Regions from separate parts of the Mus musculus genome. Here region 1 is linked to region 2. Evidence: chromatin contacts called from ENCODE Hi-C data. All regions are on one chromosome and are shown on one strand. Each heading gives the region's core, a stretch centred on a gene start or an enhancer-like site at or near the end of the contact. The rest is flanking DNA. Distances are from core to core; before and after follow the strand shown. Region 1 holds the start of Strn3 (striatin, calmodulin binding protein 3). Region 2 holds the start of 1700031P21Rik (RIKEN cDNA 1700031P21 gene).

Region 1 (5,838 bases), core at 3,207-5,706, 910 kb after region 2:
ACAATATTACCACAGCCTAATTTTTTCTGACTCATAATACCCAGGAGACAATTGCAAAATGAATTTGGTCTAGAATTTTATATAGTATCATGGGTTTCTTAAAGGTTTGGTGTCCATTTTCTTTTTCTTTTACACACAATATTTTATTTGACTGACTCAGTACCCTGAAAATATATAAGAAGGTATTTGAGTATTATATACTCCCAACTTACTTCAAAGCCCAGAATCCCCTGGCATACTTTGGCTTGCGTAATACATAAAGTATATATTTGTAATTTTCATAGTATAGTGGTTTGAATATGTTTGGTGCAGGGAGTGGCATTATTTGGAGGCGTACCCTTGGAGTAGGTGTATCACTGTGGGCGTGGGCTTTAAGACCCTCTTCCTAGCTGCCTGGAAGCTAGTCTTTTCCTGGTTGCCTTTGGATGAAGATGTAGAACTCTCACCTCCTGCTGTACCATGCCGGCCTGGATGCTGCCATGCTCATGCCTTGATGATAGTGGACTGAACTTCTGAATCTGTAAGCCAGCCCCAATAAAATGCTGTTTTTATAAGAGTTGCCTTGATCATAGTGTCTGTTCTTAGCAGTAAAAAACAAACTAAGACACATAGCCACAAGCAACTTCTGTAAAGAGTCAGCATCTGATCTCATTTTGCAGGCTAGGCCTCAGTGCAGGTCAGAGCTGCCTCCTCCTTTTTGGTTGTAGCTATGTAATATGTGGTATGCTCCTTTGGTCTGAACTCATGTCAGTTTTTTTTTTCTTTTAAAGATTTATTTATTTATTTTATGCATGAGTACACTGTAGCTATCTCCAGACACACCAGAAGAGGGCATCAGATCCCATTACAGATGGTTATGAGCCACCCTGTGGTTGCTGGGAATTGAACGCAGAACCTCTGGAAGAGCAGTCAGTGCTCTTAACCACTGAGCCATTTTTCCAGCCCCTCATGTCAGTTCTTATGAAACCTTCTGTAGGCTGTAATATTTGTTTGCTCTTTTACTTTATAAGTGCAAATACCCTGTTATTTCCCAGAGTAATGGAATCACCTGAAATTACTATAATTTCAAACATGCTAATGATGAATACTGAGCCTAATCAAAGGACAGTAGGCAAATTGTGAAGGGAGATTTTATTTCCTTGTTTCCCAATGCACACACGCTCACTGATATGAAGGGGTGGGGACCACTTCCTATTATACAATGGAACTTGCTGAAGTCACCAAGAGCTGTGTTGTGACTTGTTCTCCCAGCCATGAAAACAAGAATTCTTGTCATACCCTTTAAGATGAGGAAAAACAACAACTAAAATAGTATTTATGAACCTGCTTGAGTTCTTCAGTGGGAAGATGACAGGTCACCAAGACAAAGTGCTTAGATAATCACAAGTAGCTACTTGGTTCTCAAAGGCAGAGTGGAGTACAAGCTTTTCATAGTCACATTTGAAATAACTGATAAGAAGGTATCTGAGTATTGTCTATTCCCAACTTACTTAAAAGCCTGGAATTCTTTGGTATACTTTGGCTTTCATAATTCATGTAAATTAAATACGACAAGTCCAGCTGAGTAAGCATATTGGTTCAAATATTACTTGTAAGGATAGAAAACAAAGTAGTGCCCTAAAAACTAAGCTGATCAAAAATATAGGCATTGTTTTTTTAACCAAATCAAACCAAACAACAACAAAACAAGGTCTCACTGTGTACTTTAGTCTAGCCTAGAATTCTTCACATGACTCAGGGTTCAGACTCTCAGCAATAATTCTGGCTCAGCCTCCCCAGTGCAGAAAGTACCGAGCAGCCATACATAGACTTTCATGAAGATCATCATGAACTGAGCAAGCTGAAGTCCATTTGCAATCCCAGCACTTGGGTGGCAGAAACAGGAGAATCTCACACTCAAGGGCAGCACACCATTTTACCCTCCACCTACCCCAAATCATTCTGAAAGAAGGAGAATCTAGGCAGGAGCAGGGAGGAGTGACAGGTGAGAGGACAGGATAAATAGGAAGTTTCAAAGGGGACTGAAGAGAGGAAATGACTCAGCAAGGGGTCAGAGAGAGAATTCCAGTTAGGCAAGCTGAACTGTTAGAGTGTAACTGGGAGAATTTGTTATCTAAAAGTTCTAGAGACTCATTCCAGTGTTCTCAGGAGCAGTGGGCAGGAAGCACAATGTTAACAGTGTAAAACATCATCTCAGCAGAGCAGAAAACTTTGCTATTTGTTTCTGTTTCTTTGTTGAGACAGGGTTTCCTTGTGTAACAGTCCTGGCTATTCTGGAACTGGCTTTGTAGACCAGGCTGGCCTCAAACTCAAAGATCTGCCTGTCTCCACTTAAGACAGACAATAGAAGAACAACAGTTATCTTTTTGCAGGGTAGGTGGGGGGCAACCTTCCTGTGAGCTGAAGTGTGAAATGAGAAATATAAATGTGCAACTTGCTCTTTTGACATAATCACCAGCCATGTGGGCTTCAGATCCCTAAAAGCTTCCTTGTGTTCATAAAATAGGTACCCAGGATGTAAGTTTTTCTGAGCTTTTTATGTGTTCTTTCTTAAGGAATGGGACTGCTTGAGCCAGCTGTATGCTGATTGTCAATAACTCTTAGATAACAGTACTATTTCTTCATATAAAAAAAAAGATGTATTTACTTATGTGAGTACACTGTTGCTCTCTCAGACACACCAGAAGAGAGCACTGTATCCCATTTCAGATGGCTGTGAGTCACTGTGGTCGCTGGGAACTGAACTCAGGACGCCTAGGAGAGCAGTCAGTGCTCTTAACTGCTGAGCCATCTCTCCAGCCTCATTTCTTCATTTACTAAAGACTACATTTCATAAATATGGTAATAAGTGTAACAGATCGAATTAGTTCTTTATAACACAGCAGACATGACAAAATAAAATGTATTTCTTTTTCTCTCTGAAGTTATATGAAGTCACTTATATGCTCCAATGTGAAAATTTGAATAGGCTTTCAGAGTGAAAATAAAAGTTTAAAAACATAACCAATTTTATATACTATTTCTTGTATAGCTGTAAGTACTGTGTATTTTTCTTTTCATTTGCTGTTACATAGGTTATTAGGTTTTTTGTTTTTTTTTTCCTTCTTCTTCTTTCCTTTTTTGGCTTTTCCAGACAGGGTTTCTCTGTTGTCCTGGCTGTCTGGGAACTCTGCAGACCAAGCTGGTCTGAAACGAAACCCAGAGATCAGGTTGTCTACCTCTGCCTCCCGAGTGCTGGGATTAAAGACATGGTTCACCAAGCCCGGTAGCCAGGCTGTTACCTCAACTTACAGAAAGCCGGGCGTGGTGGCACGCCTCTCATCCCAGCACTCGGGTGGCAGAGGCAGGCGGATTTCTGAGTTCGAGGCCAGCCTGGTCTACAAAGTGAGTTCCAGTTCAGCCAGGGCTATACAGAGAAACCCTGTCTCGAAAAAACCAAAAAAAGAACTTACAGAAAAATGCACACTATAGCACCTAAAAACTGACCCTTTGTGTATGTAGTATTTCATTCTAAAACCATTTAATGATGAAGAAAGATATCGTTGTGTTGATTTAGTTCATCTTAAGTTCTATTTACAATACTTTCATTTTGTTTCGATCAAAATTTCTGCCACTAATGACAATATCTGCGTTCATTGACTTCTAAACATCAGTCTCTTTGAAAGTTATCGTTTGCCATCCAACCCACTATTCTCAAGAATTCAAGATATCACAACTTCTTCAGGAAAAAAAAAAAAAAAAAAAAAAAAAAAAAAAAAAAAGCAATAGCTCAAACACAGAGAATCTCAGAATAATAAAGACTTAAGAAGTTACAACGGGCGGCCAGGAGCACCGAAGTGGGACCAAAGAAGCAGGTTGCGACGAAGCCCAGGAGCCAGTGAGAAAGTCCGGAAGAATCTGGGCTATTTGCCAAACGTAGACGTCTCCAGAATCCTGCAGACTGACTGGTGCCACGAAACCAGAGGTCAAGTGAGTGACAGGCAGAAAAGAGGCCCGACCCTCTGGGACTGAGCAAAACACGCCAGGAATTCTAGAGAAACGTCAGGAATTCCAGGGCAGTACGGAGGACGCCTTGCACGCAGCTCCAGAGCCCAGGCCCTCAGCTGAGACCCACGCTGCCCCTAAGGATACGTGCGTGAGGAAAACGACCCGGAAGCCCGACGCCCACGCGCTTCCCCAAAGTCAAGGCAGCATCCAGATTCCACAGGCGTAGAAAAGCTGGGGCCCGGCGCCCGAGTTGGGGCGGGGCCCAGGCCTTTCCCCGCCTCCCGAAGAGCGGTCCATCCTCAGTGCGCCTGCGTGGGGTGAGGCCGGACTCTTTTTGGCTCTCCGGAGTGCGGCTTGCAGCGGCGTTCTCTACCCAGCGTGCCGTGCGCGAGCGGCGGCCCTCCGTCCCTCCTCCTCCTCCTCCGTCCCTCCTCCTCCTCCCGCCGCGGCCCCCCTCTCCCCCAAAGTGAGTGAGTGAGACGGGCAGATGGAGGAGGTACCGTAATGGCGGCGGCCGGCAGCTCCCTGCTCTGATCCGCGGCAAGCACACGGCAACGACCCCCTCCCCGGCCGTCTCCCGGCCGGCCCCCCGCCCTGCGGTCGGCGCGGGGCCACCGTCCCGGCCCTCCCCGCAGCTGTCGGCGTCTGGCACTGCGCCCCGGCCGGGGCCCCACACACAATGGACGAGCTGGCCGGAGGCGGCGGCGGCGGCCAGGGGATGGCAGCCCCTCCCCGGCCGCAGCAGGGACCCGGGGGGAACCTGAGCCTGCCGCCGGGAGCGAACGGAGCGCCGGGCGGCGGGGGTCCTCCGGCCGCCGAGGCGGCGGGGCCCCCGGCAGGCCCGGAGCTGTCCCGGCCGCAACAGTACACGATCCCGGGGATCCTACACTACATCCAGCACGAGTGGGCTCGCTTCGAGATGGAGCGGGCGCACTGGGAGGTGGAGCGGGCCGAGCTGCAGGTACGTCACCCGTCACCCCTCTCGACTGCGAGCTGGGGCCGGGGCCACGGGCCGCGGGGGTGGGGCCGGGGCTGAGGCCCGTGCCCTCAAGGGCGGAGGGGACCTACCTGAGCCGCTCCGGCCGGCGAGCGGTGACGGCGCGCCCGGCTCCCTCCTCACGGGCGGCGCGCTGCGGGCATCCTTGGGGCAGCCATTTTGGCTTTTAGCATGGCGTCCGCAGGGCTCCTCCGGAGCCACCTCTCCTGGGCCTCCGGGGTTTGGGCCCAGCGCCTCTGGGCGAGAGTCTGGCGTGGGCCCGCTAGGCACTGAGTTTGCGCTTGTGGGTCCCCTTGAGGGTGAGGCCACGCGGAGAGGGCCTGGGATGAGCGTCTTTGCCTCCTGGCTCCTGCACCCCCTTCCGATGTGGCGTCCTGCCCCCTCCCCCGCGCCTCGGTACGCACTTGCCCCTTGACAGCCACGCCGCTTCGGGCTACCGCCGCGCACAATGGCTCGCGGCCGGCCGGACAAGTTTGCCTTCCCATCCTCAACTCCTTTAAGTACCTGCGATGCCGCTCTACTCACTTGGATTTCCTTTAGCGCTTACTGATTCATCAACACTTTAACTGAATATTTCTCTCTTGAGTCGGCTTCTCTAGAGTTCCCTACTATATTCATGTTTTTACTGATGCAAAGCAAAGCTGGGCTGTCAGTACAGTATTTAGGAAATGTCTGCGGAAAGAATTGGTCTTAATTTGAAGTAGACCGTACTTATCGCTTAGTACAAGCTAAAACGGAGTTAAATGTCCACTTAATGTGATCCTCTGACAGACTTGGGTTATCCTAACTTTTGGAAGGTGACAGTTGCGGGTTCATGCCTTGAATTTTTAAAATTGCTGCATCTGTTTGAAAGG
Region 2 (6,160 bases), core at 2,988-5,487:
TTATAGCAAAAGTCTAATACTGAGTAAACATGTTTAGTGTAATGTATGCAGTGTTGACGGGAGGGTTGCAGGATGGGAAAAAAGAAACAGGAAAACACTGTAAGGAAAGACAAGAGTCTATGGGAAACAAAGCAACAAAGGCAGCTAGCTGTGTGACAGAGATAGAAGAGTAAAGAAGATGTTAAGTTTGAATAACCCTGGCAGATTCACTTAACAGATGAGTCTTTCAATAACTGTATAGACTGACTGTGGTGGTTTGAATAAAAATGCCCCCCATAGTTCCATAAAGAGTGGCACAATTATGAGATGTGGCCTTGTTGGAGCATATTTGTCACTGGCTTTGAGGTCTCAGAAGCTCAAACCAGGCCTAGTGGCTCACTGTCTCTTCCTGATGCTTGTAGATCAAGATGTAGAACTCTCAGCTCTTCTCCAGCACTATGTCTGCCTGCATGCTGCCATGGTTCCTACTATGATGATAATGGACTAAACCTCTGAACCTTTAAGCCAGCTTCAATTAAATGTTGTCCTTTGTAACAGTTGCAGTAGTCATGGTGTCTCTTCACAGCAATAAACCCCTAAGACACTGACCGGAAACATATTGAAAATATCCAGACAAATCTCATGCTAACAGAAGGAGAGGAAGAGAGGCTGCTTCTGTGTGTCCACTGGATTTTACAAAATTCTGTGCGACAACAGCCCTAGAAACCAGGGCTCAGAACTAGCACCGCAGGGCTCTAGAACCATTGCCCAGTGAGGGAACAAACACCTCCAATCTTGCCCGAAGAAGGTAATTTGTTAGCTCCAACTTTGGGAAACACCTGGTTATGGAATCCAATGATCCAGAGACTCAGAATCAACACCCCTTTCTTCATTTGTCATCCCTTTCTCTGGTGGCCAACTCTGTGCTTTCCGCGCCAGCGTGCTCTACCCAAGGGTTAAATACGAACATACCAGAACAATGTTTATCAGTGTTGTCTAAAACCATTGGGTGGAAGATTTGTAAAAGCTTGATAATGGAGGTGTCAGGATACTGACTCCATGAGATTTCATTATTCACATGTCAACGTCACATGCTCCTGATGAGGTACAATATCAAGTGCATGCCCTACCATCATGATTGCATACGGCTTTTTTTTTTTAAAGTCAAACTCTCAGCCTCTGCAAAACTACACATTTTCAAGAAACGGGGAGAATAAACAAATTAAGCAACATAAAATCCATAACAACACAATGGACCACATCTAAGACATACCCACAACAAGGTATCTTATTTCTTCAGGAAATTAACAGCCTGAAGAGAAACGAATAATGATCGTTGGAAAATAGAAGTCAAAGCATACCGCCATTAAATAAGATGTGAGATTAAGTATAGCCCTTTATGTTATGACAATTTCTAAGATGGCATCTTTGAAATCAAGTAAATTTGAGAGCGAGCTGAGTATTAAGCGATATAGAAAGGACTTGCTGTAATGTAAGATATAGTAAAGGACTTACTAATGGTAGGGTAGTTAGGGACTTTTGTTTGTTCCCTACTTTCTGTTTCCAATGTGCTTATCCCTAGAACGTTTAAGTGGTGAAACCAACTAGTCTAGAGCTGTGCGGTACGGAGTCTGCCGGCTCACAGAAGTTGAGGCTTCACCGCCCGCAGTCCCGGCATGCCGCGCGGGGAGAGAGCCACGAACTCACCACCTTCCCTAGGCCTCCAGAGGAAGACTATTACCCGACATGCACCGGGCTCTAATTTGCATACCCCCCCCCGTGGTAAACCACACGGACCCACGCTGCCTGCGCAATTCCCTCAGCAGCAGGGGGATTTCAAGAGTCTAGCCACACAGTTCTGCTGAAAAATTTCTCCTTCGTTTTAGGGTGCACGGAGGAGTTCGAGGATCGTAAGCACTAAAATCACCCTAAGTTAAAGAATCTGATTTTCTGAGTCCTTATATAGTCCACGGTTAGGCCTTAAGATCGTGCTCGCTTCGGCAGCACATATACTAAAATTGGAACGATACAGAGAAGATTAGCATGGCCCCTGCGCAAGGATGACACGCAAATTCGTGAAGCGTTCCATATTTTGCAACCTCGATTTTTGTTATCTCTCTGTAGTGTTAAATAAAGTACATTGGGTGTAAACTGAGATTCTAGTTTACAATGCTGGCAACTTTGTATATATCTTTATAAGATGGAGTTTCGCGGTAACAGGTAGGTAATACTAAACCCCAAGCACCCCGGGAATAATGACATTTTTCTCTTAGAAGACTTTTTAGTTTATGAATTTCTTTATTAATCTTTTTTTTTTTTAATTTACATTGATGAATTGATGAGCCCTAATAGGGAAACAGCAGGAGCGTCGCTAGTTCATTCTCTTCCGGCTTGTAGACCCGAGTGTGTGTAACAGCTAAAAAACAGCCTGCCATTAGGATCTGTCTCACTAGGCGCCCCTCTGCATGTAGCCTGGAAGAAACACTGGCCAATGATGCATTCCCCAAATTTAATAACAGCAGATTTTAGTTGATGAAAACAAGCACTAGGGGCCAGATACAGTAGTAAAAAGCTAGGATAGGATTTAAGAATGACGCGCTGGGTTGACTTGGAGACGCTGTGAGGGAGAAGTCAAAAGTTATTGTTTGGAATTTGGTCCAATGACCTGTTCATAGTAAGCAGAGCCAAAATATGGAACGCTTCACGAATTTGCGTGTCATCCTTGCGCAGGGGCCATGCTAATCTTCTCTGTATCGTTCCAATTTTAGTATATGTGCTGCCGAAGCGAGCACGATCGTAGTGTCTAGCCGTGGACTATATAAGGACGAAGAATTCCTGACTTTTTAAGTTAGGGTGACTTTGACCCGCGTTTTTCTCCTAGCCTCCCAGTAAACCCGGGAACAAAGAAAAAGTTTTTTCAGTGAAACTGTGTAGCTATGCTCATGAACCCCTGCTGCTTAGTGGGGATCACGCTGGCGGCGTGGGTCCGTGTGGTTTACCTTGGGGTTATGCAAATTAGCTCCTGGTGCATGTTGGGTAAGAGCCTTCCTCTAGAGGCCTGGGGAGGGGAGTGAGTTCTCTAAGCAGTCCGCTATCCGGCACGCTGGGAGGCTCGCTGTTCTCCTACGTCTGTGTGGGAGCTTGAGAAATGTGTGGCAGCTAAGTGACCAGGGCCCTGACTCGATCACCTACTCCCCCCACACACTAAAACAGGACACTTGTTACCTATGTTCCACTAGTCCAATGCCTGTTGAAGTATGCCCAACCCGCCAGGTGACCCCTCCCCAGCATAGCCTACTCGGTCCCAGAACTATGGGCACCATACTCTAGGAACGCAGCAAAAGCTTGGGGAGGTCCTCTAGAGCCTGGGGTACAGTCTGTTCCCAGCAGGCGCTGCCCGGCCTGGACCCGCGAGTTTGACTGGGCGGCCACGCCCGTCCACTCTCTGCGGGTGGCCGGTCGCAGGTAACGCCTGCCTGTGCACATTTTGCGCAGGCGCCGATTAGGTCCAGGACCGAGGCTCGGGGACCAGGGGCCGCACCCCTTCACAGGTGTCTGGCAGGCGCTAGACGTTGCCTGGTAACCAAACATCCGGAACACAGATGCAAGGGCGGAAGCCCACCTACTTGGCCTGAGAGGGAAATTTAAGGATTTACACTGCTCACTTTGGAGTAGAATAATAGCAGAGTCACTCTTGTACTTCCGTTCCTTTTCCTGTATATTAAATGACATGTTAGCCCTGTTATGATACAAATGTGTAAAACATACCTACTTGGAGGAAATATTTGTTGTAATTTTAAATAACAGCGAAGTCTTAGCTGTTCAAGTCATAGCTTTGTGGGCTGTAAAATGAGGGACAAAGGTCAGAAACTGCTAGTTTGGTGTGGTTTCAGTATTTCTCAGAATGAAGTCTGGGCAAAGGTTTTCCTGTGTGCTTATAATTATCACCATTAGTCGGCTGTGGTGTGGCACCTGCCTGTAATCCCAGTACTTGGGTGGGAAACAGAGAAGAACTAGAAGTTCAAGGGCAGATTTCCCTACATAGTGAATACAAGCCCAGCCTAGGCTAGTCAGCTAAAATTCCTTCTCTTGAGCAGACAGACAAGGCCTATCCTTGTTCCAGCAGCAAACAGAAGAGTCCTCCAAAGGACACTCTGCGGAGGGAATGGTGAGTTGAGCTTCCTTCTATGACGTAAAGGAGGAGTTGCTCACAGAGCCAGGGTGTTCATCCCCCCAAGTTACGCCTAGAAAGCCTTTACCCAGTCGGGATGAAGACTTCTCCACCCAGCCACCCCACTCCCTTAGTCTTCCTAGGTTACAGACTCTACCCCTCCCCTCAGCGAGGCCACTTCTAGTTATGGATAAAATTGCGTACTACAGTAGGTAGGGTGGATACTCAGGTAAGGGTCGCCTGACCTCCCTGCCCCTTTATGAGCAGGTGTGGGTCAACAAGCCCAGCTGAGATGATCTTTTGCCAGTAGACATTACAGAATGTGGTAAGATAGATTTTGTTTGTTTCAGAAGATAGTCCTGTACAACACCTATACAAACTGTCTCAATTCATTAACAAACGAACTACCGAAGGACAAGGCAAGTTACTACTTAATTTAACTAGAGTTTCTTTTTTTTTTTTTTCCCTTCTCCTCGTCCTCCCATCTTTCCTCCAACTTGGCATGAGAAAATAATTTTAAAACTTGTTTAATTGGCACCGGTTTTCTGATATGCAGAAAAAGAAGGGTTATGAAGTCACGCAGAGCCGGGCGGTGGTGGCGCACACCTTTAATACCAGCATTCGGGAGGCAGAGGCAGGCGAATTTCTGAGTTCGAGGCCAGACTGGTCTACAGAGTGGGTTCCAAGACAACCAGGGCTATTCAAAGAAACCCTGTCTCAAAAAAAAAAAAAAAGAAAGTTGGTTGTTTTCTAACAACTTTTGAAAAGTAATAAAACACTGTTCTTCCCCCAGGAAAAACAGGAGTGAAAATGACAGGTCTATTGAATTAAAATTTCCAATTAGATGCTTTTTAAAAATGCTTTGGTGTAACTTTCTATTAGCCTGCCTTTTATGATAATTTTGTATTTATTTACTTTCCATCTAGATTGCAACTTCCCCTTTCTCCTCTCCTCTGAGACCCTCCCTCCCTCCCTCTCCTCACAGTCCCTCCCTCTCACCTCACCTCTCCCCCTCCCCCTCCCTTTGTTTCCATAAACTAACATTCAGATGTCTGAATGAATGCTTAATCAAGCCAACTTCAGGTTTAGGTCAGTAAACAAGCATTAATTTAATGATTTTTATCTCAACATCCCCATGAGGTTAAATGGGTTTTAGTACTTCTTTTAATATTTTTATTGCATTGTTTATTTATTTCCTTTGCATGTGTGTTGTGGTCAGAGGACAATTTGCCAGGAGTTAGATTTCTCCTTCCACCAAGTAGGTTCTAGGGATAAAACCCTCATTCATTGGGCTGGATAGCAAGCGCCTTTACCAATCTCACTGATTTTCAGTACTTCTGAGGACTCCAAAGTATGTGGGTAAGATTTAGTTTTCTTTTCTTTCAAGTGAAAAATTAACTTGAGATAGAGATTATAGAAGAAAACATAGGAAAGTATTTTTTGCAACCTTAGGGTGAACAAAGAGTTCTAAGATAGAATACAGAAAGTAGAATCTCTGAAAAACTTGTCAAACTGGTCTTTATCATAAACAGAGTCAAACTGTTCAACAGAGAGTCAAACTGTAATACAAGACAAATCTCAAGAGAATAATCAGAACCCATCATCAGAAATGTATCAAGAATAAATTAAGATGGGGCTGGAAAAAAGGCTCAGCAGTTAAGAGCACTGGTTGCTTTTCCAGAGGACCCAGGCTCATTCATAGCAAACACCTGATGGCTCACAGATGGTTATCTGAAACCCCGGTTCCAGGCAGTTGACCTCCTCTTCTAATTTCTGAAGGCACCAGGCACATTGTGGAACACAGGCAGACATACATACAGGCAAAACACTCATACCCATAAGAGAAAATAAATCTAAATGGGCAAAAGGTTTAGACAAATATTTAGCAAAAGTATAACAAATGAAAAGCACAATGAAACAAAAAGGGAAAATAGAAAAAGATATATAAATGCCTCCCCTGAAAATGGAAACAAATTCAACAGGCTAATCCTCAGAAAATTGCTCATGTCT

What was found. A loop is a pair of places that touch in the nucleus more often than their neighbours do.
Region 1: a loop to region 2 is called in a map of T-helper 2 cell, with 4 times the contacts of the local background. The contact joins the promoter of Strn3 here to the promoter of 1700031P21Rik in region 2. A Hi-C loop is called at or near these places in 3 of 37 maps with a recorded cell type or tissue (T-helper 1 cell, T-helper 2 cell and v-Abl transformed pro-B cells).

Annotation. Positions count from the first base shown.
Region 1 is chr12:51,690,532-51,696,369 of GRCm38, reverse strand. Strn3 (striatin, calmodulin binding protein 3) reads left to right here and starts at 4,456. Exons shown (of 18, transcript NM_052973.2): 1 at 4,456-4,948. The coding sequence starts at 4,667. Ap4s1 (adaptor-related protein complex AP-4, sigma 1) reads right to left here and starts at 5,404. Exons shown (of 6, transcript NM_021710.4): 1 at 5,056-5,404.
Region 2 is chr12:52,600,399-52,606,558 of GRCm38, reverse strand. 1700031P21Rik (RIKEN cDNA 1700031P21 gene) reads left to right here and starts at 4,237. Exons shown (of 3, transcript NR_045910.1): 1 at 4,237-4,379; 2 at 4,504-4,569. Gm35239 (a long non-coding RNA gene) reads right to left here and starts at 3,606. Exons shown (of 7, transcript XR_001780617.2): 1 at 1,495-3,606. It overlaps Gm23296 (a small nuclear RNA gene), which reads left to right and starts at 1,968; the gene lies at 1,968-2,074. LOC115488100 (a small nuclear RNA gene) reads right to left here and starts at 2,771; the gene lies at 2,665-2,771.